Regions from separate parts of the Mus musculus genome. Here all the other regions are linked to region 1. Evidence: chromatin loops called from intact Hi-C (ENCODE). Cell type or tissue: heart. All regions are shown on one strand. Region 1 overlaps Adap1 (ArfGAP with dual PH domains 1). Region 2 holds the start of Cyp2w1 (cytochrome P450, family 2, subfamily w, polypeptide 1). Region 3 has its middle 18 kb from the start of 4930500L23Rik. Region 4 overlaps Zfand2a (zinc finger, AN1-type domain 2A).

The links. A loop is a pair of places that touch in the nucleus more often than their neighbours do. Peaks named below come from ENCODE experiments on the same cell type or tissue, not always from the same donor. Only the 100,000 strongest peaks of a DNase experiment are listed, where the experiment ranks them.
Region 2: it touches region 1 in a loop (8-fold over the local background); 8 of 42 quality-filtered maps call a loop at or near these places.
Region 3: a loop joins it to region 1, with 10 times the contacts of the local background. A loop is called at or near these places in 8 of 42 quality-filtered maps.
Region 4: it touches region 1 in a loop (3-fold over the local background); 3 of 42 quality-filtered maps call a loop at or near these places.

The regions. Positions count from the first base shown.
Region 1 is chr5:139,278,531-139,286,530 of GRCm38, reverse strand. It overlaps Adap1 (ArfGAP with dual PH domains 1), which reads left to right. Exons shown (of 11, transcript NM_172723.4): 5 at 5,714-5,826; 6 at 6,876-7,022. Among named protein-coding and RNA genes, the nearest start is that of Get4, 30 kb to the right of the region's middle. In heart, no CTCF peak of the experiment used is centred here; a DNase peak (open chromatin) is centred at 4,150; H3K27ac peaks cover 1,795 bases; H3K27me3 peaks cover 1,782 bases.
Region 2 is chr5:139,352,009-139,360,008 of GRCm38, reverse strand. Cyp2w1 (cytochrome P450, family 2, subfamily w, polypeptide 1) reads right to left here and starts at 7,393. Exons shown (of 9, transcript NM_001160265.2): 1 at 7,180-7,393; 2 at 6,007-6,169; 3 at 5,620-5,769; 4 at 5,392-5,549; 5 at 4,282-4,455; 6 at 3,821-3,959; 7 at 3,557-3,741; 8 at 3,262-3,403; 9 at 407-3,163. The coding sequence starts at 7,362. The coding sequence ends at 2,976. 3110082I17Rik (RIKEN cDNA 3110082I17 gene) reads left to right here. Exons shown (of 5, transcript NM_028469.3): 5 at 1-270. In heart, CTCF peaks have their summits at 1,206 (motif pointing right), 4,580 (motif pointing right) and 6,288 (motif pointing right); DNase peaks (open chromatin) are centred at 1,168, 4,422 and 5,584; H3K27ac peaks cover 152 bases; H3K27me3 peaks cover 4,179 bases.
Region 3 is chr5:139,501,554-139,509,553 of GRCm38, reverse strand. No RefSeq gene overlaps it. Among named protein-coding and RNA genes, the nearest start is that of 4930500L23Rik, 18 kb to the left of the region's middle. In heart, a CTCF peak has its summit at 4,270 (motif pointing right); a DNase peak (open chromatin) is centred at 4,283; H3K27me3 peaks cover 3,783 bases.
Region 4 is chr5:139,464,883-139,472,882 of GRCm38, reverse strand. It overlaps Zfand2a (zinc finger, AN1-type domain 2A), which reads left to right. Exons shown (of 7, transcript NM_001159908.1): 7 at 1-1,667. Among named protein-coding and RNA genes, the nearest start is that of 3110082I17Rik, 8.3 kb to the right of the region's middle. In heart, a CTCF peak has its summit at 4,686; a DNase peak (open chromatin) is centred at 7,771.

The sequences.
Region 1 (8,000 bases):
AGCGGAGCCTATCTTTGTTTATTTTCAAAATTCTTTTCAGTCTAAGGAAGTTTCACAGAAGCATTGCTCTGGAGACTGGTTAGCAGAGTCTCTGGCGCTAAGGTGTCCACTGACATCAGGTCTGTCTCTTGTCCAGGCCTGGTGCAGAGGCCTGCCTATTACAGGACGACACTCCTAGGACTGAGGAGCCACCTGGATGGCTGCCTATTCTCTCTCGACATGGACAGTGGCTGAGCGAGTCAGACCTGGGGCCTTGAGCACACGCTCCCTGGAACTGGGCTTTGGAGAAGTCTCTCTCAGACAGTGTCATCCAGGGCTACAGGAGGGAAGTAGCCCCTGGAGTTCCAGACGAGACAGGTGCCAGTGGCTCACTTACAGCCCCTGTCACATTTCCTGGCCTGCCAGAGACAGAGGCTGCTGGGTCAAGACCCCCCTATATCCCGGCCATCCTTTCCTGTGCCTGGGCTGCCTCTGTGAGGGCATGTCCTGGCTTACAGAGATGCTTGTCCCTCAGCAGGAATGAGCAGTGCATGGAGCCCTGTGACCATAGGGCCCTGCCACACTCTCTGCTGTGTGTCATTCCTCAGCCTAGGTCACAGTTGGCTGGAGTGTCTAAAGTTCCCCTCTGACGCGGAGATGTCAGGGTGTTGGGTGTGCCCTCATACCTGAGTGCACCTTGCTTTGTATCTGCCCCTCCCCACCACTGCTCAGCAAGGGACTGGGTGACAGCTGCCCTGGCTCCTGCCCCAGACTGTCCTGCCTCCACCCAAGCCTCAATGGCTGCCATTCACAGGGGAGGGTGGGCGTCAGGGCATGCAGACAATGGCCTTTGTTGCCCAGGACCAGGCCACCACCTCCTCTAACAGACTGGGTCCTGCCTGGGTCCCTCTGGGAGCCTCTCTCCCTATTTGCATAGTGACATTTAGGTCAAAGGTCAAGAAAGCAACAGCACCGGGATGTCTCCACTTGGTACAACCCCTTTTCCTTCCTCCCTGAGCGGCACAGCTCTGCCTGACTTCGGTTTTTCTTGTGTGCTAAGGCAGGGTGCTCAGCACAACAGTGTTTGGGGGACTGTTAAATCATGGGATGGCCAGGGTGAGGCACCCTGGGGTGGCTGGCTCGGCAAGAGGGTTAGGTCCTTTGAAACGATGAGATGACGGTGGAAGCTAGGTAGGGCACTCCTAGATGCAGATAACCCCATTTCCTGTCTTCCTGTCAAGCCTCCAAGGGTTCTATAGTGGCCTTGGATCTGCCCATGTGACAGGCTCCTATGAGAGTCACTTGTAAGATCAGCCAGGCTGTTCACAAGTACCAGGCTTCTTCTGAGCCCCATGTCCCAGACAGTCTGAGTGCAGTAGGGAGGTCTGGTGGCCTTGCTGGACCCCAGGAACTGTCTTGACTCCTTTAGCTTCACTTCAGCCCTGACCCTTTGGAAGATGGCAGAACTGAAGCCCAGAGAGAGGTGGCAGCGACGGTCCCCTGCCACCTTGTCCATGAGAACAGCTCGTGAGGTCTAGCTAGTGAGCTTCCTGGCGGCTGTTGTGTGACTCTGTGAACAGTATCTTCAGGAGACCAATTGCTTATGTACAAGATGGGGACACAGCTCAGAACCCCAGTTCCTGGAGCCATGGCCTGGAGCTGGCTCGCAGCACCCTCTCCCCACCAGGCTGTGTTCTGCTGGTTATTGGGCAATCGAAGAAGTAAACAAGAAGGGATGTGGGACACTCATACTGAAGGGTTCCTATGTATGACCAGAACACCAGGGAGTCTTGAAGCCAGAGCATTGCATACTGAGGACACATGCTATGGAGTCCCAAGGAAACCAGCACCTGGGAGGTGTTAGCTTGCACCAGGGCTAAGGTATCAGGTATTCTCCTGAAGGGAGACCCTACCTGACCCCACCTCAAGTCAGGGAGCCCCAACTGGACTAGAGCAGAGAACTAGAGCATCCATCACTGGATTCGGGAAGTCTTCCTGTGTGGCTTCTCAGAGAGAAAAGACCTCCCAAGGAGACACACAGGGTGAATAGATCTGTTCCCAGAGCCAAGCCGGGAAGTAGCAAGAAGGGCTGAGTGGTCACCTGCTGCCCACATGCTCCTGGGATCCCAGGTTCCTAAAGATGGAAAGCAACACTTCCAGGGTGCAGGTAGAGTGCAGGCCAAACATGCCAAGGAGGCCCTGCAGTTGCATGGGACTCACAAACATGGATCTCAGCCCCTGTCATCCACACAGCCCCTCTGTCTTACCTGGAGCTGGCAGGTCCCTGTGAGGTGGTAAGATGCTGGCCAATCAGAATCCGAACCTATACACACTGAAGCCTGCTCTTGGCCCCACTTACGGGTGCAGAAGAGACCCAGGGAGCTTCAGGACAGAGCCCAAGTGGCCAGAGCAGTGGGCAAGGAGTGGTTGAGCCCTGGGAACATAGAGTCCGAACATCTTGGGCATGTTTGCTTGCGTGTGTGTGTGTGTGTGTGTGTGTGTGTGTGTGTGTGTGTGCGCGCGCGCGCGCACAATGTGAGTACAGTGTCCGTGGAGGCCTGAAGAGGGCGCCAGATGCCTAGAACTGGAGTTACAGTTTGATAGGTGTAGTTGCCAATAGAAGCAGACAGAACTTGCAGCCTGAGGCTGGGTGTGGTTGCCCCAGTCTGGGTAAAGTCATGGAGTCTCAGTTTGTCTGGTGTCTCTGAGGCCAGGCTCAGTGCCGAACCTTCCACTATACCCCCAGTGGGAGAAGCCAGATGATGTGGATACCTGTCCCATTCAGAAGGGTCCCCACAGCAGTCCTGAGTATGGAACACACCCGACTGGGCTCACACCTTGGCAAGCTTCCTGTCACACTCATAGTGAGACCATGCGCTCATGGCCTTGAATTAAAAACAAAAGCACAAATTTACATATACCCCATGCAATTTACATACACTTTGCATATTCTGCTTGGAATGCAGTTCTTGAAGTCTGCAGGTTATGAAACTGTGAGTGCAGAAGGTACCGCATTGCCCTCCCCCACCCCTGCAGCCCAGTTTGCCTGCTGGAGATGCACAATGTGGTACACCCCAGGGCCCAACCTCTCTCCTGCCTGCCTTGCTGCTGGGAGCTCGCCCTGTGGGTAGCAGGGCCATCTATTCAGGGCAGGGCACCATGGTTGCTTAAATGTCCCAGAGTTGAAGGAAAATAGGTTCTTTCCCATTTGTAAGGATCAAGAGTAAAGTCTCTAGATCAGGTGTGGTTCACACCTGTCACCCCAGCATTCCAGAGGTTGAGGCAGGAGGATCATGACGAGTTAGTTCAAGGGCAGCCTGGGCTACATAGTGATACTCAACTTCCCTCTTCCAACTCAAAAACAAACAAACAAACAAACAAAAAAAACCAAAAAGAAATCCAATCTGGATTGCATGCTGACCATGCCACTGTATGGCCACAGCCGTGCAGAAGAGCCCTTGTCTCCATGTTGTCACCCCGAGGAAGGTGTGCTTCAACTGTAATAGGCTTGTAATGTCAGGGAATGGTGACTTCAACCTCACAGGGATGTGTGACACTGTGCCCTCTGTATGTGTGTCCTGTGAGATGTGGACCAATTACTCCCAAACTCCACAGCTGGCCCCAGCCCTGTAACTGTAAACCATAGGCATCTAATCAATGCTGACTAAACTTCATAGCCTCTACCTCAGGACCATCTAGTTCTTTCAGAGAGAATGGTCACTTCTGGTTCTACCTGATCACAAGTGTGCCCAGAAGGGTAGCCTGGCTGGGCTGCTGAGCAAGGTCCCTGGGCTAGGGTGGAAAAGGGCGATCCAGCCAAGCCAGTGGGGCTCAATACCTGTCAGCCCTCGGCTGGCCAGATTCCCATGGTACCAAGAAGGAAGCAGAGCTCTGAGAGAGGTCAGGCCAGGGATGCGGTCAGCGTTCGTTACGGGAACATCTCTTGTGTTGCCATTATGGAGCCTAAATTATAGGCATCGTGGCGGCTTGTCAGAATACTGGTCGGTTCCATAGAATATCAGCACATGGACCTGGCCTAGCAGAGGACCTACTGCTTCAGGGCCCTAAGCCTGATGATGCCCCGTCGGAGCCTCAGAGGGGCGGCAGAGTTCAGTCCAGCCCAGCTTGGAAACGGCGGCTCCCGATGTGCTCCTGCCACCTGCTGGCAACTATCAGAACAGCAAGCGAGAAGCGTGTTCCCGCTGGCTCCTAGGCTCCAAGCCATCAAGCATGGTTCTGGAGTTAGTTGGTGGGGGGTTCTGGGAAGCTGCTGCAGTCTTGTCGCCCCCTTGGCCCCCCACGTCTGGAGTCCACGCTCAGCTAGATATTGAAGCCTAGATAATCTGGTCCCTGAAGCTGAAAGAAGGCCAAGCCCAAGGTGTTTAACGAGCCAGTCAACAAACATTCAAAGTAGGTCCTGCCTGGGCTCATGGCAGTCATGGCAGTCTTGCTAACTAGTATCCAAGAAAGATTTGTCTGCCGAAGTTATAACAAGGGAGAGACACAAGGCACAGCGGCCACTCCATGGTCCCAGAGAGGCTCCATCCTTTGAGAAGTCGGAGGAGGGAACAGGACTCTTCTGGCATGCCTTGAGACTGATAGTCTTACGGGCGCCAGCTGCCCCCTCCCTGACGCCAGGCTGCTGCCTTTTTATGGCCACATGTCTGTGAGAGCACAGAAAATAGCCCCTTGTGTTTGGTGATGGGGACAGGGCTGCCTGGCAGCAGACAGCACAGGAGGAGATGCGGGGGGGGGGGGGGGGGGGGAGGTTGATGCTGCACTCCTACCCTTGAGCACGCTGCTGCCAGTCAAGGTTTCCCAGGACCCTCTTTGCCAATGAAAGCCACCCTGACACCCAGCAATGTCTACGGGTGGGGGAGTCTTACAACAGCCAGAAACTTAAAGCAATGCAGCCATCCGTCAGCAGCTCACCAGAAAACATTACTGCACCACTAAGGGATGTCCCCTGAAGGGGGGCAGGGCAGGGAGCCAAGAAGAGACCAACCACATCAGCTCCCTGTAGATGCATGGACTGGCTGGGCACAAGGAAGCTGGGCAGCAGGGAGTCTGGAGTGTATGGGAGTGACCATTTGCTTGCTTGCTTGCTTTGTTGTTGTTCATTTGTTTTGAGACAGGGTTTCTCTGTGTAGCCCCGGCTGTGCTGAAACTCACTCTCTAGACCAGGCCAGTCTCGAATTCAAAGATCCACCTGCCTCTGCCTCTGGGATTAAAGGCTTGCACCACAGCTCGGGGAGAGTGCCTGTTTTTGCCAAAAGGGAAGTAGCAGACCTGAGGCAGAATTGTACCAAGGTCCCCAAAGCTAGCCCACCTCAGCGTCGTAGACCTAGGGCTCTGGGAGAGTCCTTTTGGATGGCCTCTGGCATCATAGGGCTGGTAACTCTGTTCCTGTCCCTTCTCATGCCCAAGAACCTCTCTCTTTCCATGACCTTAGACTTGTCTGGCAGCCCTGGGCCACCTCAAGTCCATTGTCTCCAACCTCGTCCTTAAATCCATTATTCCCAACGATGACCCCAGGTCCTGCTTTGGTGTGGCGGGAGGATCAAGGCCTCTCTGGGCAGTGGGTCACAGGCCATTGGCAGGGCAGACAGGCAGATGAGACCTGCCGCCCTTGGATGTGTCCACCCTGCAATGGAGGGTACTTGGGACAGGGGTAGACATGCAGTCAGTTAGGTGGAGTCTCCATGACTATTTCTTTCTCTCTCTCTCCCCCCAGGCTACCGTGAGGGCCTTCTCTGGAAGCGTGGGCGGGACAACGGACAGTTCTTAAGCCGGAAGTTTGTGCTGACAGAACGAGAGGGTGCCCTGAAATACTTCAACAAAAACGATGTAAGCCCGCCATGGAGCCAAGGGTGACCTTCCCACGTGGGGTCCTGGCATCTACTGGGTCTGCAGGGCTGGGGATTAGCCCTTCTACTGTGTGTGGGTGCCTGCTTTCAGCTCCATCCCCATCAGTCCTCTCAGAGAGCAGCCCTTATGATGGATCCCTCTGGGGAAATACCATACATGTATGCATCCACACATGAACTCCCACCCCCCATGCAGGACTGACCCCTGCCCCTTCCTGGTGCCTCCAGGAGCCAGGCTTGGGGTGGGTTTGCTGGGAATGGTCCTGGGAAGCCTGAGGCTCCCCCTATCCGATGCTCCCTAGAACAGATTGGGGCAGCTGTGTGGAGTGGTGAAATTCTTAGCTGCAGGCCAGATGTGTGGCAGTTGCAGAGCAGGGCGGGACCCACCTGGAGGTGGATGGCTGCTGCCTTGCTGTGGGGCTAGCTGCATGGAAGGTGTGCCCAGCTCTGTGGTGCTGTTGTCCAAGATGGCAGCTTCCTGGCCTGCTTTATGTGTGGGGAATTGGCTCAGAGATATTTAGCAATCGCCCAAGTGTGTAGTGGCCCCTTCTCTGGGTTCTTTAACACCTAGAAGGGGCCACCTTTTGGGGTGGGGGACACCAGGAGACATGCCTAGACACCGAGGGTCAGGGACGGGGCTAGTCACACAGCTCCCTGGAGCTAGCCAGGACCAGTGAAAAACCTTCTGCTTTGCCTGCAGGTAACCTGGGAAGAGTAGAGATCTGGGAGCAGGGTGTGGGGGTTCTTGGCGAGCAATCCCAGATCGCAAGCTCCAGATGCACAGGCAAGCAAGAACTGGGTCAGGACAGGACAAAGAACACAAAGGGTCGCAGATTTGGGGACATTTTACCCAGCCCCCAAGTGTCATTCAGTCTCCATCACCCAAGGAAGTAGAAATTTACCTTTCAACCACAGACCAGGGATCTGGGGGTCAGAAAGGTTAAGTAACTTGCCTAAGGCTGCACAGCATACACAGCAGGTGTTTAGACCCCAGCACTGTCTGGGATCCCCACTAGCTTTCCTCCACAGGCCAAGGAGCCTAAGGCCGTCATGAAGATTGAGCACCTGAATGCGACCTTCCAGCCAGCCAAGATGGGCCACCCCCACGGCCTGCAGGTCACCTACTTGAAGGACAACAGCACCCGCAACATCTTTATCTACCATGAAGACGGCAAGGTGACCTGGATGGACTGGTCTGGGAACAGTAAACTTTAGCTGGGATCGTGGGGCACCGCTAAGTGAGTGTGTAGAGGCAAGGCAATGCACCCCGCCCCCAAGGCGCACGAATCCAGCCTTGCCCTCTGTGCTGCACCATCTCTGTATGGGCGGAAGGATAGCCCAGGCAAACACTAGAGCCTGTATACTTTCGTCTTGTAGCTCTGATGTGCACCTCTCCAAAGTGCTTGTGTGCGTGTGCGTGCATGTGTGTGTGTGTGCATGTGTGTGTGTGCGTGTGCGTGCATGTGTGTGTGTGCGTGCATGTGTGTGTGTGTGCATGTGTGTGTGTGTGCGTGCATGTGTGTGTGTGTGCGTGCATGTGTGTGTGTTGTGTGTGGGCTACGGAAAGGCCAGGGAAGCTGGAGTTTGGGTTGATCCCCTGAGAAGCTGCCATATGTCTGGTTTGGGTACAGTTTGCCGGGAAGTTAAGGGTCTCCTGCACTGCTGCTCCCCTGTGCCCTCACACCTGAGAGGTCTTCACTCACTCGTGTTTAGGGTCTAGTGGGATCCAAGCTCCTCTATACAGTATGTTGCCTCACTTACCTGAGCTAAACAGCCATGCTTGCCTGCCATGGCTAGTGTCCACCCCAGGTCCAGGGCTGTCTATAAGCATCTAGGGATGTGGGTGGGCTGTTCTGGGCCTCATCTTTTCCTTCCCGGTCTTAGTCCAGTCTGTGCTGCTGTGTGCTGGTTTTTTTTTTTTTTTTTTTTTTTTTCGAGACAGGGATTCTCTGTGTAGTCTTGGCTGTCCTGGAACTCACTTTGTAGACCAGGCTGGCCTCGAACTCAGAAATCCACCTGCCTCTGCCTCCCAAGTGCTGGGATTAAAGGCATGAGCCACCACCACCCGGCACTGTGTAACTGTGTACTGTTTTAACACACCCTGCAATCGAGTTCTGAGAAGCTGTGCCTGGGAGGTGGGTGGCCTGAGACTGA
Region 2 (8,000 bases), 73 kb before region 1:
TTGTCATTGCACCTCTCTGCCAGCTCGTTGGAAACAGAAGGACTAAGCATTTGTATCTGGATTCCCATCTGCAGATGGGAGCCATGGCGTGTCCCCCTTCTGCTTCTTGAACTCCCCCACAGCCCCCTGCACCAGAGTCACTTATATACTCCCAGGTATGGAGGTATATAAAGGAGCTTTACAGATAAATATATCCCAAGAAATCTATTTTAAAGTGATTCTGAATACAAATAATTTTCCATGTATTAAAGATAAAGACAAGTTTGCGTATTCCTGACTTTTTGCCTGTCTAATGCTGCACCAGCCACAGATAGCGCAGCTTGGTTGCTCAGAAGCTGAGGGGCGGGCAGCAGAAAACACTGAGAGCTTGTTTTCCATAAACTGTTTTAAGAACAGAAACCTTTGATTTTAAAACCATGAGACTCTTTATTCCCAGCGCTTAGGAGGCAGAAGCAGGCCAGTCTCTTGAGTTCGAGGTCAGCCTGGTCTACAGAGTGAGTTCCACCATGGCTAGGTGGAACATCACATGACCTGTGACCTGAGACTGATAACATCTGGCCAAGAGCCAGGGTACAGCTTACTTACACCAGGGCACGTGCGGTGCCCGTGAGGATGCCTCACACAGTTGCTTTTGCTTGCCTGGTTGGTTGGCTTTGGTTTTTTTCTAGGCAAGGTTTGTGTGTGTGACCCTGGCTATCCTGGAACTGGATCTGTAGACTGGACTGGCCTTAAACTCACAGAGACCCACCTGCCTCTGTCACCCAAGCCCTACCACCACCAGGTACACATTTTACTTCTAATTTTTGATCATTACACAGATACGTCTGACTTGCCAAATATTTTGTGCCCAAGCAAGGTTGCAATCCACAGTGGAAGAGGCAGGGGGGACGGTGGCTGGGATCTCTGGTAGGTCAGGCAGTCATCCCACCCACCTATCCCTTTCCTACAGGAATGTTAATAGGCCGAGTCTCTCCAGGGTCTTGTTCAGGTGATGACAGCTGCTCTGATCCAAGGACAGAGGACACAGTCCACCTCCCACTCGCAGCTCCCAGTGATCAGGACATGTGTCACAGGGAGGAGGTGGGCATCCTGGGCCAGCTGGGCTAAAGCCAGGTGCCCTCAGCTGCCTGGAGGCCCACTATCCTGAGCCTGTGAGAGCAGCCATAGTCCTTCATGAGCAGTCCACTCAGATCCAACTGCCACTAGAGGGCAGACCCCACACTCCCAAACCTTAAGCATGTTGTCCTCTGCCTTCCTGCCTGGCAGTTGCCACATGGCAGGAGAGAGGACACACTGGGGCAGCCTCTAGACTTCTAACCTGCCAGCTCACTTGAGTGGAGCAGAGCTGAGCTGACCCCAGGTCTAGTAAAAGTGATGAGATTGACAACAGTGGCGCACGCCTTTAGTCCCAGCACTCGGGAGGCAGAGACAGGCAGAACTCTGAGTTCAAGGCCAGCCTGGTCCACAGAGTGAGTTCTAGGACAGCCAGGGCTACACAGAAAAACCCTGTTTCAAAAAACAAATGGGATAGGCTTGTCTCCGGTCCCTAGCACTTGGGCACAGTAGCCAAATACTGCATTAATGTGGGGAGACAGGCGGCCAGCCAAAGCATGAACCCCTTCCTGGGTCTTGGGGTCTCAGACAATCTGGCTACAAACCCTGTCCTCGACCTTGTCCTATGTCATTTAGACACTCTGTCACTTCATGTTTAGTTACTTTAAAGCACTGGCTGGGGCCAGCACCAACACAGTACACCACCAGAGCCCAAGGGGGACTTACTCATGTCTCTTTAGTCAACAGCGACCTGTCACCACCAACCACCAGACTCTTGGTGCCAGAAGGGACCCAAGTGTTGTATGATCTGGGTCTCACATGTACTCCAACTGGCTCTTGCCACTCATGGTGGCATCTAGGCCTGCCCTTCCGCACTTGGGGAAGCCCTGTACTGACGGTGGCCATATCCGTGGCCACAGGAATGCTTCTGGAGAAGGCACAGCTGGAGTTGGCACGTCACAACAGACATACGCAACAAGGTTATCACCCGCGCATTTCAAAGCCTTGAGTGAGCGCACAGAGAAACAAGGAATACAAACACCACTGAGAAGAGGAGGTGGGGCAGGGGGAGGAGATGGAAGGAACAAGGACCATAGCTAAGGGTTTCCTGGTAGCCAAGTCGAAACAGGAAATGTGGTAGGTTCCTCGCTGTTGGTGAGAACTGGCATCAGGAACCAGGCGAAGGTTCCCGGGGCATCAGCTGGGCGAAGCTCTTTCCCTCCAGCCATTCCTGTTCCAAGTAGCCACATGGCAGAATGCCAGTTGTCACAGCAAAAGAAAGGAACAAAAATGTCGCCTGTGGTCAAGCTCAGCAGCCCCTGGGTCCCCTTGGTACCAGTCAAAGGTGGAGCAATCCCGAACTTTGGGCAGAATCTGCCTAGGTAGGGAGATGGGGTATACGGGGGGGCTATGGAAGGGCTATAGACCAGGCTTCTGGGGATGGGGGAACCCTGTGACCTGGTGGGAAGCCTGGGTATAGCCAAAGATAGGGTGGGCGGGGGGTGCAGTGTGTGTGTGGGGGGGAGAACAATGAAGGGATTGTAGTCTCTACTCTGAGGATTTGGCTGCCTTGGGGACCAGAATAGAAAAGTGTCTGTAGTGTCCGGGGTGTAAAAGCCTGGAAGGTGAGTTAGGGTTCCTGTAAGCACCATATCAGGACAGGGTAGGGCCGCTGCACTGGGCCGATACGCCCTCTGCCCCATGATGCCAGATGAAAGGCCAGCTTCCAACCTCCACATACGGGTAAGCAGCCTTGGCACCACTGTACACTGAGTCATAAGAGCTGTGGTGGTCCAGAGGGACAGTGTGGGACTGTCTGCCTATCATTCATTGCTAGGAATGCTACAACCACCCCAAAACCTGCAGTGCACCCTGGAGGAGAGGTAGGCTAGGCTCTGGTAGTTTTCCAGAATGTGTGCACCCTAAGATCTCGGCACCACACACAAGGTCTGGGCAGGAGGCCGCATGGTGAAAGCTGGGGCAGGCCGTAAATCCAGGTCTGCAGGGCTGAGGCCGGGTGGGGGCAGGAGGCGGTACCGCTGAAGGAGGCCAGCGAACAGCAGGAAGAGCTCTGTCCTGGCCAGGCTCTTCCCAACGCAGACCCGGCGACCTGCAAGAGAAACCCATGTAAGATGCCAGGCCTGCTCCTGGAGGGGAGAGGGCTGAGCAGAAGCTGGTGTAGGCACACCCCGAAGGCTAGCAAGTTACCAGCGGAGAATGGCAGGAAGGCCCCCCGCTTCATAAAGCGCCCCTTCGCGTCCAGAAAGTGGTTTGGGTTGAACTGGCTTGGGGTCTCCCACTGCGTCTTGTCCAGGAGGACTGAAGTGAGCAAAGGAATCACAGGAGTGCCCTGTGAAGCAGAGGGGTCCTGGGTGGGTAGGGGACGAGGGCAGGACACCATCTGGGGGAGCTCCTGCCACCCACCTGCCCCACGGGTGAATATGAGACCCAGGAAGTCCCCCATGCACCCCAAGTCAAAGGGAAGAAGTAAGTGGGGCCCCACCTTGGGGAGCAGGTAGCCACCCAGCTGGATGTCAGCAGCTGTGCAGCGGGGCACATGGGGCAGGAGTGTGATGTACCGCTGGACCTCATGCAACACAGCACTGGTGTAGGGCAGTGCTCGCTGGTGCTCTGGTTGAGGCAGCTGCCCAGGACCCAGCACTCGGTCCAGTTCCTCCTGCACGCGACCTAGGCCAGAGGGTAGCACTGTATGGGTGAAGCCCCATTCCTAACCCCCAAGAGCTCTCTATCATGGGGTGACTCTCACCCTGCACATGTGGGTGCTTAACCATCAGGAAGACGGCCCACTGCAGCGTGGCCGCCGTGGTCTCTGTTCCAGCCATGACCATGTCCAGTGTACAGGCCAGGACATTGGCCTCGCCAAACATGTCCTCAGGGTCATCTTCCTGCAGGGAGGGTGGTCAGAACTGGGCTCGAATCTAGGAGGATCCAACCCCAACCTGTAGCCCCAGCCTAGTTCCAGGACCCAGAGGAGGCTGGGCAGAGATCAGGCTGGGTGGAAAGCACTGGTGTTTACTGGGGGTTCACCCAACATCAGTGCCCACTCCAGGTATTCACAGGGGCCAATCTGATAGAGGAGACTGGGACTCCCAGAGGTCAACAGATGGGGAAGAGCCCTCCATAGTTCCCCTCCTGTGAACTGGGGCCCCCAACACCCCACCACCACCACCACCCCCGTCTCCGATGAAGCCCTGGCCCTGTCCACACCTGGCCCTGCTGAAGCAGAGCTTCTACATAACTCTGCGCGGGACCGCCCGTTGGCAAGGGTGGTCTCCGCGTTTCCAGCAGGGTTCTCAGGATGGTGCGCACCTCCTCGATCTTGCTCAAGACCGGCCTGTGCAACCGCAGGAAGGCCCCCAGCCGGGGGAACGTGTTGAATAGCTGCGTGTGGGCAGGACAGGGGGTAGGGTAGAGGTGAGGCGACAGATGCAGTTACTGTGAGCAAGCCAATCCGTCCATCAGGTGCAGGCTCTGGACAAACGAATCAGGGCAATGCTGCCCCTGGCCACAAGAGGGCACCAGGCCAGCAGAACTGGAGGCTTGTCACCCTCCTGGAAGTCCAGGGAGCAGGAGAACAATCTCAGGGTGTTCAGGAAGGAGCCAGCTGACCTGATGCATTTGGATGGCTCTGTGCAAGATCCAAGTACTCTTTGCTCCCTGGAAACATGTTCCTTTCTATTATCGCTGAAAGAAAGGAGTCATAGCTATGCGGGCTCACAGGTCCTTCGGATGGGCAATGTGTGACTTACAATAGAGTGGGTCTGGTGCCAGTAAGTCTTCAGAATTCCGGGTGCATTAGCAATTACTGGGGAAATGCCTCACATTGCTCTAAATGGTGAGGACCATCTCTACTGCCCAGGCATGGTAGCACACACCTTTAGTTCCAGCATTCAGGAGGCAAAGATGGGTGGATCTGTGTGATCGAAGCCAGCCTGGCCTATATAGACAATTCCGGAACAGCCAGGGCTACATAGAGACACTCTCTATCAAAAGAATAAATAAGTACAAGGAAACATGCCTGGGTGTGAGGGACCCTCGGACTCAGGTCCCACAAACTGTAAAGGTCCTTGCACACACTTCAGCAACTGCACTTATTACTATAGGGGTGTGTGAAAAGGTGGGGTTCTTTGGTCCAAATGCCCCATCTGCCAGAGAGCATAGGGCCTGCTTCATGTGCAGTCTGTCTTTGGCCGATGTCACACATCCGTTGTTTGAAGATTGTTAGGTACCAACCAGCCCTGACCTCAGGGTTTAGAACTGGGCCCAACATTCTAGTTCAGCTGGGGCTCAATTTCCTGTCGGGTGGCAACCTCTCACCTGTATGCCAGGTGACCCCAACAGGACCATGACCTGGTCAATGAGACTCAGCAGGGACACAAACACAGGATCCTGGTAGTCAAAGCGCTGGCCGAAGAGAAGTGTGAAGGTGATGTTGCAGGGTGCCCAACCCAGCAGCGCCAGGGGGAGGGGCTGGCCTGTAGGTCAGGGAGAAAGGCCTCAGGTGGGAATAGATGCTGGGCAGGGGCATCCCGGTCCCCCACTCACCTCCATAGCTATCCAGCTGTCCTTTAAGACAGGCCAGCTCCTGCAGCACCTTGCCCACCATGGATGGCTGTTGCACACCCAGGCTCTGCAGTGTGCGCACCGTGAATTGGCGACCCGCCCTCCAGCGAGCTCCAGAAGAAAAGAAAATGCCTGTCAGGTAGACATGAGCCATGAGTGCCAGCCACGCCCCATCTGATGATGCATGCAGGGAACAGGGGGCCCACTCGGGGTGGGGGGGCAGGCTCAACTCCATGCCCCTCCCATTCGGAGGTTACCCTGGGTCATACTTCTCCTGTCTTGCAATAGGCTGATCCTGTCTCTCCCTAGTACCAATCCAAGAGGCCTAGTCTCCCCCCCATCTGGCAAGGAACCCCAATGCCCACCTACCCCCACCTCGCTGGATGTGCTGGAAGATGGGAATTGGGGGCCGGTCGGCTAGCTCATGCCCGGTTCCAACCAAGGCCTCCCTCACCACCTCATAGCCCGACAGCACCACGGTCTTCTGAGATCCCAGATGGATTGTGAACATGGGCCCGTAGCGTTCTGAGAGCTGGTGGGGACAGACAGGTGTCAGACAGGCAGCCTCCACCCACCCTCTAAGAGTTACATACAGCCGTACTGTATGTAGGCTGGAAGCTTAAGAGCTGGAGAGAACCCCAAGAGCCCCTCCAGTCTCCCCAGGAGGGGGCGCTGTTCAAATGTTCAAACTTCCATCACCCCACTTCAAAGAGAAACCGTTGAAAAAAAATGAGAAAGCTAGAGTGGAATTTGTGGGTCTCACCCAGAGCCATGGCTGGATCTGCCTGATCTCTGCTCCTCAGACTGGGCCCCGAGGTAGGGCCTGAGCCTCTGAACCTAGTGCCGGCAGCCACGTCGGAGTCTAGCCTGACCCACCCTAGGAAAGGTGTGGCAGAGCCACTTCAAGCTAGCTCTGCAGTTGTGTGGACTTCTCTGCAAACAAGAGTCCCCAGACAAAATTCAAGGACCTCCACCCTACTGAGCCAGTTAACCCTGGCCAGTGGCGGTGCAGCCAGCTTACCTTCATGTCTGAGTTCTAGGGAGAAGCCGTACCTAGCTAATACCCTACCCAGACAAGGGCACTGCTGCCCTGCCACATTTCCAACACTTCTAGACACACCTGCCAGTCTCTTCCTCATTGTTCCAGAGCCCACCCTGCTCACCAATCCTGAGCCCTGACCCTTGGCTGCTGTCCTGTCCCATCTATCTATCTATCTATCTATCTATCTATCTATCTATCTACCTACCTACCTACCTACCTACCTACGTATCTATCTATCTATCTATCTATCTATCTATCTATCTATCTATCTATCTATCTATCTATCTTTTATTTGCAATTCTGGGATAGAACCAGGCTCTTGTGAATGCTAAGCAAACACACTACAATGAGCTATCTCCCTAGCCTAGGCCACTCTTGCTTCCAACATCTGCTCTCTGGGACAAGCCTCTGGCATCCTGAATCCCCCCTGGCTTCCCTTGTCAGTGCTGGGACACAGACACCATGTGAGCTGTGAGATGAAATAGGGTCGCCCACCCTACCTCCATCAGTGCCCGGTCTTGTTGGGTCACACCCAGCAAATGCAGGTTCCCCAGGAACGGCAGAGGGCGAGGCCCAGGGGGCCACCGAGGAGCCAGGGAGGGGCTCCGGGTGCAGCCCTGGAGCAGTCCCCACAGCCCCAGAAGTAGCAAGATCCCCCAGACACCCAGGAGCAGCAGAGCCATGTGAACAGCTGGATGGCAAATCCTCAGCTCTCCAGGGGCCCAGTGAGCCCTCTGCCTTATAGCCATCCTCCCCAGGGCGTGCCGGCACCCCACCCACCCCACCACCCCGAGAATGTGGAATGAGCAGTTTGCAGGAGACAGCCCAACAGGAGGCTTAAAGCTACAGGTTATGTGGAATGTGGGGTCTCCTCTGTGGCAGGGGGCCTGGGTTGGGGGCTGAAAGGACCTCTGTCGGCAGTACAGAGCCAAGACGTTTTGGTCACAGGTTATCCAAGCCTGGGCCAGGCGAGGTCAGGCTTCCAAGATACCTACATCCATCCCTCCATGTCTCCTCAGGTTCCAGTGTCACAGTCAGAGCCATGTCTATTCTGTCCCCCACTTTGGGAACCAATAGTTCTCCGTGGCCTCCCGTCAAAGTAGAACTTACGGGACTCTGAGACTAGACCCTCATCCTGAAAGAAAGGATGAGGGTCCCCTGTGTCCTCAGGACCCTAGTGCCCAGCAGGTACACTGAATGCCCTGTGCAGCCATCAAGGACCTCTCTCACCACAAGGACCTCAAAGCTCATAGCCTTCAGAAGCAGTGAGTGTCTGCTGAAGCTGAGGGAGCTCTCACCCCAGCAGCCTGGAGTAAGGGGC
Region 3 (8,000 bases), 220 kb before region 1:
CAAACTGTCTATCCTCCTGCCTCTGCTTCCTCTGAGCTGAGATTTGAAGTGTTTACCATGATGCCCGCAAAGGAAGGAGTTTTAAAGAACCACTTTCAGCTGGCGAATAATCTGTTTTTCTGGAATCTTCGGCACACTCACACATAAATCCATGTTCATCTCTAGGATCTTAGAAATTCAACACTATATTTGGTATTGTGTCTTTAAAAAAAAAAAACAAAAAACAAAACAGGGTGTCACAGTGTAGCCCTGGCTGGCCTGGAACTTATTCTGTAGATCAGGTTGAAGTCTAATACACAGAGATCCTCCTGACTCTGCCTCCCAAGTGCTGGGATTGATATCGTGTCTTTCGTAAATGAAGGTAGTAGGCCATGGTGATGCATGCGTCTGACCACAGCACTCAGGAGGCAGAGGCAGGAGGATCTCTGAGTTCAAGGCCAGCCTGGTCTACAGAGTGAGTTCTAGGACTTTCCAGGCTACACAGAGAAACACTGTCTTAAAGAAGAAGAGGAGGAGAAGGAGGAAAAAAGGAAGGAGGAGAAGAGGAGGAGAAGAGGAGGAGGAGGAAGAGGAAGAAAGAAAGAGAGGAAGAAAAAGGAAGAAAGGAAGAAAAAGAAGGCTAGGGGTGGTGGCTCATGCCTGTGACCCAGTATGATAAAAGTTTACCTTGAGTCCCAGGCCAGTCTGGGGTGTATACTGAGGATGTCTTAGGGTTCCTATTGCTGTGACCATGACCATGGCAACTCTTATAAAAAATTGAATTGGTGCTGGCTTACAATTTCAGAGGTTCAGTCTATTGTCATAATGGTGGGAAGCATGGTGGCATGCAGACAGACATGGTGCTGGAGAAGGAGCTGAGAGTTCCACATCTGGATCAGCAGGAAGAGAGAGGCACTGGATCTGGCTTGAGCATTTGATACCTCAAAGCCTGCAGCCAGTGACACACTTCCTCCAACAAGGCCACACTTCCTTGATCCCTGGCAAGTAGCACCACTCCCTAAAGATCAAGCATTCAAAGATATGGGTACCATTTATCTATCTATCTATCTATCTATCTATCTATCTATCTATCTATCTATCTATCTATCTATCTATCTATCTACCTACCTACCTACCTACCTACCTATCTATCTATCTATCTATCTATCTATCTATCTATCTATCTATCTTTGGTTTTTCAAGATAGGATTTTACTGTGTAGCCCTGGCTATCTTAGAACAATCTCTGTAGACCAGTTTAGCCTCAAGCTGAGAGATCTGCCTGCCTCTCCCTCTTAAATGCTCAGATTAAGTCATCCACTACTGTGCTCAGCTCAGTGGGGCCATTCTTATTCAAACCACCACAGAGACCCTGCTTCAAAAAAACACCAAAGGGTTAAAGAATTAACTCAGAAGATAATGCAATGAGCAAGCGTGACAACCTGAGTTCAAACCTCTGGACCCACATAAAGTTGTCTTCTGGCCTTCAGACATACAACAGGCTACCTCTTATCCCCTCCACACACCATACACACATGTACAGACACAATAATACATAAATAAAAATAGCCAGATATGGTGGCACATGCATTTAATCGAAGCACTTAGGAGGAAGAGGCAGGTGGATCTCTGTGAGTTCAAAGCTATCTTGGTCTACACAGAGAGATCCTACCCCTCACCCTCCCCCCCAAAAAAACCAAATAAAATAAATAAATAATTGCAGTATAAAAATCAAAATCAGAAAGAAAGAAAGAAAGAAAGAAAGAAAGAAAGAAAAAAGAAAGAAAGGAGGGAGAGAGGGAGGGAGGGAAGGAGGGAGGGAGGAGAGAGAGAGAGAGAGAGAGAGAGAGAGAGAGAGAGAGAAAGAAAGAAAGAAAGAAAGAAAGAAAGAAAGAAAGAAAGAAGAAACTAAGCCAGTGGTGGTGACACAGGATGGTCCTCCCAGTTATTCAGGAGGCTGAGGCAGGGGGATCATGACTCAGAGGCTAAACTGGGCTTTAGAGTGTGTCAGAGTAAGCTGCTGTGGGCTCCATTTCTTTCTTTCTTTTCTTTCTTTCTTTCTTTCTTTCTTTCTTTCTTTCTTTCTTTCTTTCTTTCTTTTTGTTTTTTTGGTTGTTTTTTTTTTTTTTTTTTTTTTTGGTTTTTCGAGACAGGGTTTCTCTGTATAACTCTGGCTGTCCTGGAACTCTGGAACTCACTTTGTAGACCAGGTTGGCCTAGAACTCAGAAATCCGCCTGCCTCTGCCTCCCAAGTGCTGGGATTAAAGGAGTGTGCCACCACGCCCAGCATGGGCTCCATTTCTAACTCCACTAAAAGAAAAAGAGAAAAGAGGAAGGAAGGAGGGGTGACTTAGAAGCCAGGCACGGTGGCACAGGCTGTAGCCTCAGCAGTCTGGCTGAAGGCAGAGGATTAGAAGTTTAAGGTCTAAGAAGTTTAAGGTCAGTCTAGGAAATGTAGGGAAGCCCGATCTCAAGGTAAAACCACCAAGCACGGCAGCAACAACAATAATAACAAAGTTAGTCTCCAGTGTAAAGTCTGCACGAAGCAGTACCACCTCTTATTACCCTGCAATTAAATAATCTCCCAATACATTAAAAGCGGTGGACGCCATCTTTATTATTTCTCTTTAAAGTTATTTACACACAGGATGGAACTTACATCTTATTTCTATTTTATTTTCTTTCTCCCTGGGCTGAAACACTGCCCATTTGTCTCTTAGATCGTCTGTTTTCTTTACTGTGCAGAGGATCTAATATATGGGCTGATTTTATTAGTTTGTATCTTCTATTAAATTATGTTCATGCAAGATTTGCAAGAAAAATAGCTGCTTGGCTTGCTTGGGAATTAGAGACTTAATTTGGGAGGTTGATTCTCACTTAAGAATTCAGTCGCTAAAGTGAAGTGTCAGAAAAACACTCTGCCGGGGGACAAAAGCAGATGCCCAGGACACTGGGTCTTACCCTTTCTCTAACTGTAAAGAGTACCTGATGAAATTGTTTTCCTTAGACACTTTTAAGTACAAGGGACAGAGACCTGAGGGAGCTGTGACAGGAACGGTGCTGAAGCACTTGCAGGTTCTGGAGCACGCTAGAAGAACAATGTATCACCGAGCCACACCCCAACCTCCCCTTTACTAAAGTGCTCATCAAATGAGCCACGCCCCCAGCCCCTCATTGGGGGATTCTAGGCAGGGCCTCTACCACTGAGCCACGCCCCCAACCCCTCATTGGGGGATTCTAGGCAGATGCTCTACCACTGAGCCACACCCCAGCCCTTCACTGGGGGATTCTGCACACACTTTCAATTCATGAGTCACATTCCCAGTCCTGTTTTACTTTTTGAGACAGTGTTTCCATAAGTTGCCCAGACTGGCATTGAAGTCACTTTGTATCCCAGTCCTGCCACAGCTTGGCAAATAGCTGGAGGTAAAAACCTATGTTGCCAGGCAGAGCCCTTAGTTCAAATTATTCTCATCTGAAACTGAGGCTCTACCAATTTGATGGGATTCGCCCCTTCCACCCATTTTGCAGACAGGCTCCTGACAAGGCATCCTCTTCTGCAGGTTTGCTGGACTAGGGTTAGGGGTGTCAGAGATTGGGTCAAGTCCACCCGACCTGGATATAGTAAAGTCCCTTGGATAGGTTCTAGGAATGTGCACACACATACGGGGGTGGTGGTGCAAGGGGATGCCCAGAAACAACACCGTGTGGAGGGGTTTTATTATTTCAGGTTCCTGACAGGGAAACTGAGGCGGACAAGGGTTCACTGAGAATTAAGGCTCCTTAGGATGACAGCATCATCTGCTTCTCCACAGCTAGAATGCAAGTTCACCAGAGTAGGACAGGTGTCATCTCTGATAGCCTACAACCAGCCTCCCATGCACTGTGTTCTCAGGAGACACTGTTAAGTGGTTGGTGCTGGCTTCCAATATCAGGACAGCCATCCAGCAACTACCTGTAGCCAGTGCTACACACGCTGAGCCCAAGGGGAGGGGTTAGCACACATGGAGCACAGAGTTCAAATGATGGGAACTGAAGGGAAGGGAGATGTAGGGAAGTAGGTAGGAGTGGGAAGGGGTCATCAATAGCTCAGCAGTCATTTTGATGACCAACTGTCCTGCGGTTGGGAGCCCTCCATGCCCTTGCAAAGCCCCCTCTGGGCTCTGGACTAGCCTGGTGGAAGGTAACTCTGTGACTAGCCGCCGCTGCAGAGGAAGGTGAGTCCTTGCTTTGGGCGCCCAAGATTAGCAGCCCTGCCTCCTTGACTCCTGGCTATCTATCTGAGCCCGTGTCCTGCCAGTCTCTAGCCACTAGGTGGCAGGCGCGAGATGGGTTGGATGCACCGTGGTGCGAACTGCGCTGTTTGTTTATCTGCAGGTTTTGCGCGGGGGGGGGGGGGGGGGGGGGGGGAATAGAAGCAGAAAGAACTAATCACAGAAAAAGACAATCAGGGCTGAATTCCCGGAAATGAGTAGTTTATACCTCAGAATTTATTCAAAAAGGTTAGCTTCAACAGCCCACTAGCTGTTTCGGGATTTTTATTTTGCTTTTTAAGTAAAAAATAATTTAATGCGCGTGTGTATTTTGCTTACATGTATGGGTACCACGTACATGCCTGTGGAGGTCAGAAGAGGGAATCAGATCACCTGGAATTTGGAGTTACACACAGTTATGCGCCACCATGAGGGTGCTGGGAATCAGATCTGGGTCCTCTGGAAGAGCTACCAGTGCTCTTAACCACCGAACCATGTCTCCAAACCATATTTTGTATTAAGACAGGGTCTTGGAATACAGTCCGGGCTAGCTTCAAATATGCAATCCTTCTGCCTCAACTTCCTTAATGCTTGGATGACAGGCCAGTGCTATTACCCACGCTGGTAGGGGCTATCTCTGAATCAGTGGTGTGGTCACCTCTGGTCTCCTGGCCGCCAGGGTCTCTCATTCAGGAGACACTGGGCTGACTGAATGGGACAACTTTTGGTCTGCAGAAGCCTCGGGCTTGCTCTGCACCTGGCCCGGCAATATGGATTATGCCCAGTAGAAAGCGGCTGATTTCCTGCCTTAAGCAAATTCTCCATTAGAAGACAGAGATCCAGCTCAGCAGAGCTTCTGATCAATGCCTTCTCTCAGAATATATCTACTGAGTGGTTGTGGTGGCCCAAAGCCCTGCAATTCCCAGCACTCTGGATGCTGACACGGGAGATGCTGAGTTCAAAGCTAGCCTGGACTGCATGGTGAGACTCTGTCTCAAAATTTGAACTCCCCCTACATAAGAAATGCTTATTGATTTATAAAAGTATTTTCATATTAGTCAAAAAGTAGAAATGATCCAAAGATTTACCCAGAGAGAGATAAATGAATGAGTAAAATGTGGTATCACTAAATGGGAATATTACTCAGTGGGACATAAGTTACTGATACATGGGTTGCATAAACAGGAATCTTCTGAGCGGGTTCTCTAGAACTGTGGGTCTTGACCCCCGTGGGAGGGTTGAGCCATCCTTTCACGGGGGTCACCAAAGACCATTAGAAAACACAGATATTTACACTGGGATTCATAACACCAGCAAGATTATAGTTAGGAAACAGCCATGAAAATAATTGTATGGCCGGAGTCACCACAACATGAGGAACTGTATTCAAGGGTCGCAGCATTAGGAAGGTTGAGAATCACTGCTCTAGGAGAACAAAACTTATAGAATGAATACACACACACACACACACACACACACACACACACACACACACTCGTGTAATATATAACATATAATATAATATATAACGGGCTGTGGTCCAGCTAGTCCAACAATGGCTTTCTACCAATGAAAAGCCTAAGAATCCAGTAGTTGTTCAATTCACGGGGCTGGATGCCTCCCTTGGTCTTCAGTTCAATCCTGAAGACGCAGGCTGTAGTGCCAGTAGAGGAATAGACTTTCTGGCAAGAGTAAAAGCAAGCAGGCAAAGAGAGCAAGCATCCTTCTTCCATGCCCTTTATATAGGCTGCTAACAAGGTGTGGTCTTCTGCTGGTAAGTGTGTGTGTGTGTGTGTGTGTGTGTGTGTGTGTGTGTGTGATTGTGTATGTGTGTGTGGTTGTATATGTGTGTGTGTGATTGTGTATGTGTGTGTGGTTGTATATGTGTGTGTGTGTGTGTGTGTGTGTGTGTGATTGTGTATGTGTGTGTGGTTATATATGTGAGTGTGTGTGTGTGATTGTGTATGTGAGGATGTGTGTTGGGAGGGGCCCATGCATATGTGTTCATTGGCATATCGGAGGTCAGAGGCATCCTCCAGTGTCCCTTCTCAGGCAAGGCCAACCTTTTTGAGACAGACTTTCACTGAACCTGCAGCTTACTGATTTGGCTACACCAGCTGAACACTGAGCTCCAGGGATCAGCCCTGGTATTGACCCCCAGGTCAGCTGTTTCAGCAGCACGGCATCAGAATATTGAACATAGGTTGTTAGGCTCACAAGGTAAATGACTCCCCTTCAAAGCATCTCCCTTCCGCTTTGGGATTTGTTGCTGCTGTTTTGACTTGGGGAGCTCTGTATGTTGTTTTTGAGGTGGGTCTCACTTAGCCCAGGCTGGCCTCAAACATGGATCCTCTGCCTGCACCTATTGAGCGCTGGGGTTATAGACATGTGCAACTGCTCCTGGTTTATGATGTGCTGGGGCTGGAACCCAGGGCTTTGGGCATGCTGGGCAAGCACCCTACTGATGGTAGCACATCTCCAGGCCCTCCCCTCGCCTTGTGCTTGTGATGGGGTCTCTGCAAGGCCTGTACTTCAGCCTCCAGGTTGCTTGGCTTTGGCTTCTGCCACCCTGCCCAGCAAAATGCTCACGGCTGGGAATGTGGTCTTTATTCTTCTAGCCTACCACCCCCCCCCTCGCCTTCAGAATAAGCCTCCACTGGGCACATTACCTAGTTCTTCACAGACATAGACCAACAGAGCATGGCCATTGCTCACTGTCCATCTTAAACACAGTATCTTTGGTGCTCGTCAGCACCGCTCACCGGCGTTTCTCCTGCCTCCATCTAGGCTTGCCTGTCCCAGATCGGATTCTGCTTGCCAAGCAATTTCCAGATAAATCCTCCCACTCTGCCTGCGATCGTGTCTTCACAAAGGGTGCTAAGCTAACCGTGATCTTTGCCGAATTATGCTGCGCTCGGCTCACTTTCCCTCTTTTAGAATCCTCATCACTCGCCGGTGGAATTCTAAAAATATCAGCTAAGCCACCAACTAATTTTTAATCCTCGCTTCTGCTACCATTGACAGATGGGAAGTTCATCTCTACCCTTTGTCCTTCCCCGATTAAGCAATTATAATCTTTCCCTGACAATTTGATTGTTGACGGTCTAAGAGTCTGGTTGGACCAAGAGACCAGGCGGGACTCTTGCTGACAAGGTGCTGAGATCAACTCAGCTGCAGGTTTTTATCCTCTGGATTCCTTCTCTTTCCTTTTCCCTGTGTGTGTGTGTGTGTGTGTGTGTGTGTGTGTGTGTGTGTATACATGAATGTATGTTGGTGCACATGCATGTGGTAGCTGAGGTTGATGGGAAGAAAGTACCCTTCATCACCTTTCCACCTTATTCATTGAGGCAGAGTCTCTCAGTCAACCCCAGAGCTCACCCATGTGGCTAGCCCCACTACCCAGCCAGCTCTGGGGACTCCCCATTTTTGCCTTTGAAGGCTGGAATTACAGACCTGCCCAGTCTACATTTTTACCGGTCCTGAGGATTGGAATTGGGTCCCCATGTTTGCATGGCAAGTGCTTTAACTATCGAGCCATCTCCAGAGCCCCTGAACCTCATTCTCTTTGGGAAGAAACCAACAATACATAAGATATGAGGTTAATGGGCCGTGGAGTCCACTCAGTTTTTGGAGCAAACATGAGGACCTGAGTCCCATCCCCCAGAACCATGTCAAAAAGCTTGATGCTGGCAAAGCACAGATTCAATCCCAGGGCTGGGGAGGCAGAGATGGGAGGATCCCTTGGACTCACAGAATCCAAGAACCCATA
Region 4 (8,000 bases), 190 kb before region 1:
CCCTCCATGGCTTTTGTAATAAGGTGCCTTTGGGCACAGTCTACTCATGGTCCCCAAGAACAAGAGTGGACGGGGTGCCCTTTCCTTACCTCTGGCTGGGGATGCTATGGAGGAAGGGTGTGCACTTGGCCTGCAGTGATGTCTCCAAGGTTGACTTAAGCAACCAGCCTCACCATGCCAGGACTCCGCATGCCTGGCTTCAGGCTGTTTTGTGGTTTGAGGCAGTGTCTCACTGTGGAGCCCTGGCTGTCATGGAACTCACCCTGTAGACCACACTGGCCTTGAACTCAGTGATCCCCCTGACTCTGCCTCCCAAGCGTGGATTCACTTTTAACTCCCAAGAAGAGCACCAAGAAATGAGAGCCATTTCAGAAATGTCTGGTTTTGCCATAGAAGCTTCTCCTCTTCGTGCCGAATCCCCATGGCAGCAGGCTGAGGGTGTCCTCAGCACTTTGTGGAGCAGAAACCCAGACAGAAGAAAAGCAGTGGTTCTGGGCCTTGGGGTGCAGCCACCATCACTCCTGTGCCACCTGTGTGGCCTGAACCATGTCTACCCCCAAATGGCCATGGCAGTGTAGGGGAAGATGCTTGGGGTACTCTGGTGACCTGTATAAGCGTTTACCCTCACTTTCCAGGAGCTTGGCTATTAGAGATGACATGGGACCAACCACCCAGCGGGTTTTGACTTTCGCCCTTAGTTCTGACAGCCTTTGGGACAGTTAACTGCATGAATTCCATACATAGCAGCTTTGTGCAGGGTTCGTGGCCTCTAGCTGTCATGGGAGGCAGGGGTGGGTTCTACTCACTCTGTTCTCTAAGCCAGTGCCTCTCGTCACATCAGTCCAGCTCTAGACTCATCGGTGCACTCATCCTGGCCCCAGTGCCTGGTTAGATCGGGGGGTGGGGGGCTGGGGGGGTATTTGCTTTTAGAACAAGGTCTAGGCAGTGGTGCTATGTGGGGACATTGAGACAAACCAATCTTTTGTACTTCCACTTCCCAGCACTCTTTCATGGTGGTACACACTTGAGGTATAGCTAGCATAACAAAGCTTTTGATTCAACTTAAGTTTTAAAACTACTGGGTTCAATAATTAGGCAGTGTTTAAAAGGGGAGTTGGATATATACGTCTCCGTCCTAACCATGGTATGCAATAGTGTTTCCACTGAGATGACTCTAAGTTGGAAATTAAAAGCACACTGGGCGGGCTGGGGAATGGTCCAGTGATTAGGAGCCTGAACCTCTCTGCAGAGGACCAGAGTTTGGTTCCCAGCACCACCCATATTAGATGGCTCACAACTATGTGTTAACCTCAGCTCCAGGGGCAAATGATGCCTCTGAGCTCTGGGCCTTGCACTCACATGCCCATGTTCTTAAACATGAATTCGGAAGTACAGTGGCAAAGGTTAGAGCCTAGCGTTGTGGGTTAACCCTTACCCAGAGCCCACCAGTGAGGAGCTGGGGCCACAATTCAATAGAAGAGCACTTGCCAAGAACCCCTCGGGCCTGGTTTAGTGGAGTACCTGCCTGTCATGTCATCAGGCCTCAGATTCTCTCCCTACTGCAAGGAAGCAAAATCACCAGGCTTTAGAGACAATATCAAATGCAAGACATTGTGTGTTGAAATATCTTATGTATAATGGTTAATAAAAATTATTTATTTCACCCATTTTTTATTCTAGACAGTTTCTCTAAATAACCCTCACTATCCTGGATCTCAACTATGTAGACCAGGCTGGCCTTGAACTCAGATTTTCTGTCTATACCTAGGATCAAAGGCGTGCACCACCACTCTCCGCTTGTTTCATTTGTGTGTGTGTTTTGCTTGTGTATGTGTACTTTGTTCATGCAGAGGCCAACTTTTCTTAGAAAATATGGATAATTCTTTTCAAGGTCTGCATTTTGTGTGTGTAGTGCAGGTGTGTTTGCATGTTTGTACATGTAGGGGCACAGGTGTACACGTAAATGTGGAGGCCTGAGAATAACCTTCAGTGTCGTCCTTGGTCGCTTTCCCCTTGTAAGCTAAGGCAGAGACTCGCTGAACCCAGGGCTTGCGGCTGCAGCTAGCTCCAGGAGCCCCTGTCTCTACCTCCTGCGTGCTGATTACTGGAAAGCTGCCGTGCTTCCTGACTTTTGTGAGATTGGGGATTTGAACTCTGGTCCTCACACTTGTGTGGTGATCACTTTGCCCTCTGAGCATCAAAGCTCCATGTGCTTTTTAAAGAAAGGACTTAGCAGTTCCCCCTCCAGTGAGATTCTCTGTCCTCAGCTGCTCACACTCTTGTGCAGTTCCTTATTTGCTTTGGTGACTTCCCTTTTTGTTTTTTGTTTTTTGTTCATTTGTTTGTTCTTTCTTTTTTTTTTTTTTTTTTTTTTTTTTTTTTTTAAAGATTTATTTATTTATTATATGTAAGTACACTGTAGCTGTCTTCAGACACTCCAGAAGAGGGAGTCAGATCTTGTTACGGATGGTTGTGAGCCACCATGTGGTTGCTGGGATTTGAACTCCTGACCTTCGGAAGAGCAGTCGGGTGCTCTTACCCACTGAGCCATCTCACCAGCCCCTGTTTGTTCTTTCAAGACAGGGTTTCTCTGTGTAGTCCTGGCCGTCCTGGAACTCACTCTATAGACCAGGCTGGCCTCGAACTCAGAAATCACCACCACTGCCCGGCTTCCTTTTTGTTTTTATTGTTGTTTTGGTACAGTGTCTCATTATCCATAGCTGGCATAGAACTCTATATAGACGGGGTGGCCTCTGAGCTCACAGAGATCTGCCTGCCTTCTACCACTAAGAAGTGCTGGTGATGGAACCCATGGTTTCACCCAGGCTGGGCAAGTGAGCAGCTTCAGCCTCCAGCCCACTTTCTACTTTTGATAAACTCTGCTTCTCATCGGCTTGTCCTGAGATACTTTTCTGCATTGAAGCCTAAGATCTGGTTTTACCTGAATCAAGGTCCCTAAAAGATTTAAAGAAATTTGGGGCTGGAAAGATGGCTCTGAGCACTGGCTGCTCTTCTAGAGGTTCGAATCCCAGCACCCACATGATGGCTAGCAACCATCTGAGATTCCAGTTCTGGAGAAATTGATGCCCTCCTCTGGTCTCTGCAAGCACTGCATGCCAAGGTACACAGCATGCAGAAAACACTCATATACCTAAAATTATATATAAATGGTGGTGCATGCCTTTAATCTCAGCGTTTGGGAAGCGGAGGCAAGCGGATCTTTGTGAGTTCAAGGCCAGCCTGATCTATAAATCAAGTTTCAGGTCAGGAGAAGCCCTGTTCTGAAAAGGCACGCACTTGGGCCTGAGTGAGCAGGGCTGGGGCGAGAGTTGACTCAGCGGTTAAGAGCACCGACTGCTCTTCTGGAGGTCCTGAGTTCAAACCCAGAAACCATATGATGGCTCACAACCATCTGTAATGGGATCTGGCACCCTCTCCTGATATGTTTGAAGACAGCTACAGTGTACTTACATATATAAACAATAAATCTTAAGGGGGGGGCGCTGGTGAGATGGCTCAGTGGGTAAGAGCACTGACTGCTCTTCCCAAGATCCTGAGTTCAAATCCCAGCAACCACATGGTGGCTCACAACCACCCATAATGAGATCTGGTGCCCTCTTCTGGTGCGTATAGTGTATACGTACAGCTATCGTGTACTTACATATAATAATAAATCTTAAAAAAAGAGAAAAAGCACACAATTTTTTTTAAAAATGGAAATAAAAAAGATTTAAAGAAATTCCTTGGGCTGCTACAAATTAACAGAATGGAACCCTATCCCTGTTGCTGCTGACAGGACTGCCCAGACACTGTATCAGTGGGCACAGCCCAGTAGTTCACCAGACTGTTCAAATGTGTCACTGTCCACCTGCCAGTCAATTATAGCCCTGCACCCCCAGAGTGTAAATTCAACCTGTATTTGTGTGTGTGTGTGTATCTGCATGTTTCACCAGTATATATGTCTGTTCACCTGTATGTACCTGCTGTCTTTGAAGGTCAGAAGAGGGTGTCATATCTCCTAGAAATGACAGTGCACACGAGCCACCATGTAGGTGCTCAGAACTGAACCCAGGTCCCTGGAAGAGCAGCAAGTGCTCTTAACCTTGGAGCTCTCTACAGCCCTGGAAGCAGCTTTATGGGGGGGGGGGTTGGTTTGGTTTGGTTTTTAGTTGTTATTCGTTTTTGGTTTGGTTTGTTGTTTGTTTTCCCAAGACAGGGTTTCTCTGTGTAGCCCTGGCTGTCCTAGAGCTCACTCTGTAGACCAGGCTGACCTTGAATCACAGAGATCTGTCTGCTGAGTGCTAGGATGGATTAAAGGCACATGCCACCTCCACCTCAACCTCTCGAGTGCTGGAGTTCTGGGATTCCAGGCAAGAGTCACCTCACTTTTGTGGAGAAGCTTGGGATCTATGCTTGACATAGGCTGTCGCATTAACTAAAGGTGTCGTTCTGTCTCTAGTGGGACAGATATGTCGGCAATTGCTTTGGCACCTTAAACTCAGAGACGTGGCTTTGGGAAGGGGTGTCCTCCATGTCTTGGCTGCCGTCTCTCTTCTGAACTGACTTTCACTGTCACAGCTAGTGCGTCCTTGGGTGAGGCTCACAGCCTGGCTCTCTTTCAGAGAGAAACTAGGAACAGCAGCTTGCCATTGGAGCATGAGGTGCAGTTTCCGTCCTTTTCACAAGATGTCACCAAAAAGCCTTCATTGGAACGGAGGTTGACAGAGCCACAGGCCCTGGGAGGCACTGAAGCTGGGTAGTGTCCTGAAGACTGGGTCTGAGCAGCCATCCCTCACCTCACTTCCATAGCTACAGACTAACAAGCATCTCTTCTGTTCCTCAGCTCCAAAATCAGGTTGGGAAGTGGCTCTGTGGGTGAACTAGACTTCCTTTCCCAATACAAGCTTGAAAGGGGGGGATTTTGATGTCCTCTCTGGCTTACTACTATCTTTTTTTAAAGATTTATTTATTTATTTATTTTATGTATATGGTACACTGTAGCTGAACAGATGGTTGTGAGCCTTCGTATGGTTGTTGGGAATTGAATTTTTAGGACCTCTGCTCACTCCTGTCGGTCCCATTGGCTCTCCTCAACTCCGCTCACTCTGGTTAACTTCGCTTGCTCAGTTCCTGCTTGCTCCAGCCCACAGATTTATTTATTATTATACATAAGTACACTGTAGCTGACTTCAGACACACCAGAAGAGGGTGTCAGATCTCATTACGGGTGGTTGTGAGCCACCATGTAGTTGCTGGGATTTGAACTCAGGACCTTTGGAAGAGCAGTCAGTGCTCTTACCTGCTGAGCCATCTCGCAAGCCCTCTTTTTTCGTGTGTGTGTGTATATGGTATGCATGTGTGTGTATGTAAGTATATGTATATGCATATATGTATGTTTGAGAGTCTGTGTGTATGGTGTACATATGTGTATGTATGTACACATGTGTGTATGTATGTGTTTGTATGCATGTGTGGTGTGTATATGTGTATATGTGTACATATATGTGTGTGTGCGGTATGTATGTGTGTGTGAGTGCATATAGGTTAGAAGTTGATATAAGGCATCTTCCCTTGATCACTTTCTACTTTATTCACTGAGTCAGGCTCTCTCAGTTGAACCCAGAGTTCACTGATTCAACTAGTCTGGCTAGCCAGGTTGTCCTGAACTCTGTCTCTGCCTTCTGAGCACTGGGATTACAGGCAGCCGCCTTGCCCGCCAACTTGTTCACTTGGATCCTGGGGATCTGAACTCGTGTTCCCACACTTGTGCAGCAAACACTTTATGCCCTGAGCCACTCCCTGGCCCACATGCCCAAGGTCTTGAGAGGAGTGTGAGAGGGGAAGCTGGCCTGGCTTCTTGTCTGAGATAAGGAGTGGCTTGTTTTATTTCCCTGGCTCGGGGGTTGAGAGCACAACCACATCAACTCACCACAACTGCTCTTCCAAGGGACCCAAGTTTGACTCCCAGTACCCACATCAGGAAGTTAACTGAGCTTCAGGGAATCTGACCCCTCTGGCCTCTGTGGGCACCTACACTAGTGCACATCACCACACACAGACACCCACTGTCTTAGTTACTGTTTTACTGCTATGAAGAGACACCATGACCAAGGCAACTCTTACAAAAGCAAGCATTTAATTGGGGCTGGCTTACAGGCTCAGAGGTTTAATTTGTTATCATCATGGTAGAAAGTATTGCATTGTGTAGGCAGACGTGCTGGAGGAGGAGCTGAGAGTTCTACGTCTTGATCCAAAGGCAGCCAGAAAGAGACTATCATCCTCACTGGGTGGAGGCTGAGCACTAGGAGACCTCAGAGCCTGCCTACACAGTGACACACTTCCTTCAACAAGGCCACACCTATTATAGCAAGACCACACCTCCTAATAGTGCCACTTCCCATAGGCCACCACATTTATACACAGTTTAAAATCCCTCACAGATGTGCCCCATTTATGTTTTTGCTTTGGTTTGGTTTGGTTGGTTTGGTTTTTTGAGAAAGAACTTATCTGTGTACCCCTGGCTGTCCTGGAACTCACAGAGATCTACCTACCTGTTCCTCTCAAGTGCTACCACTGCTGGACTGTTTTGGGGGTTTTTAAGTTAATTTCAGATGTAGTCAAGTTGATAACCAAGTATAGCCATCACACAATCCCTTCAAGTTGTCCTCTGACCTCCACACAGGCATCTTGGTAGGCATGTGTACATGTGCACACATACTAAATAAATAATTAAAAAATAATTTGTAATCATATCACTAAGGGACTGGAGTGCGTGGCTGTTAGTTCTTCTCTGAAGAAGCTGTTCACTGTCTTCTGGCATCTACACACACACATATTGCATGCATGCATACAGACAACTGTGGAGGCCTAGGTAACTGTTACCTGGCTAGTCTGCCACTATAAGGAAGTGTTCTCATATGTTTCTGCTGTTACTAGGAAACTTTATAATGCCAAGATTGATTAGATATGCTGTTATGTTCTGTGCCCTTGGAAACCAGTCATGATAGAAGTCAGTAGAACTGTTTTGTATTGTTACCCACAATAAGCTTGGACTGGAACCAACCACCCTACAGCACTTCCTGCACCCATATTTGAGCTTTTATGGTAGTTGCTTTTATAAACTGCCCCTGGGATGGACCCCAATATAAGAGAGACACCTGCACCAATGTAAGAAACTACTTGGAATAAAACTTCCATTTTGAGTAGTGGTCCAGTAACGTTTAAGTTTCCAAGACTTCCTTGGGAACTGACATCCTACTTGGCAGAAAGAGACATGTGTGTGAGTAACTGACATCCTGGCTGGCAAGTTAGGACATAAATATTAGACAAGGCAAGTCCCCTGTCATAGTTGAATACCCCAACCACTGGGAGCAGGATAGATAAGTGTACAACAAAGACACGTTGCTAATGAAATCCCCTATCCCTAAGTTCTGATTGGTGGAATAACTTGGCACAGATGTTTCTGGATGTTGGGCTTAAGAACCCTGTAGGATCTTAAGTTGGGGTCACGGTTCAGTTCCCGAATCTGGACCATGGCCCTGGATGACCAGTCCTGGGGTGTGTGCTCAGTAAACTCTCCCTGGCAAACTGAGATCGGTGTTCATGGATTTTGTGAGGTGATTCTGGGACCTCAACAACAACAACAACAAACAAACAAATAAATAATTAAGGGAACAAGGAAAGGAAAGAAAAGCCAGTTTTATTCCATTTGAGTTTGGGCCAGAGAGTCTTAGCACGTGGCTAGGAGGATGCAGTCTGTCTGAGTCAGCAGTGCTGTGTATGGTCGGCATGGCAGCTAAGGCCACGGCTGAAACACATTTCCTCATCTTTATCTAGTTACGCTGCAAGCCTGGAAGAGGGCCATTAGTGATTTTTATTTTTAGAGTTTTCAGAAGAATAATGAAATCAGTTTAAACATACATTTTCTGGACTGGCAGGATGGGTCCTTGGGTAAAGGTGCTTCCCCACAAAGCCTGATGAGTTTGAGCCCCAGGCCCCAC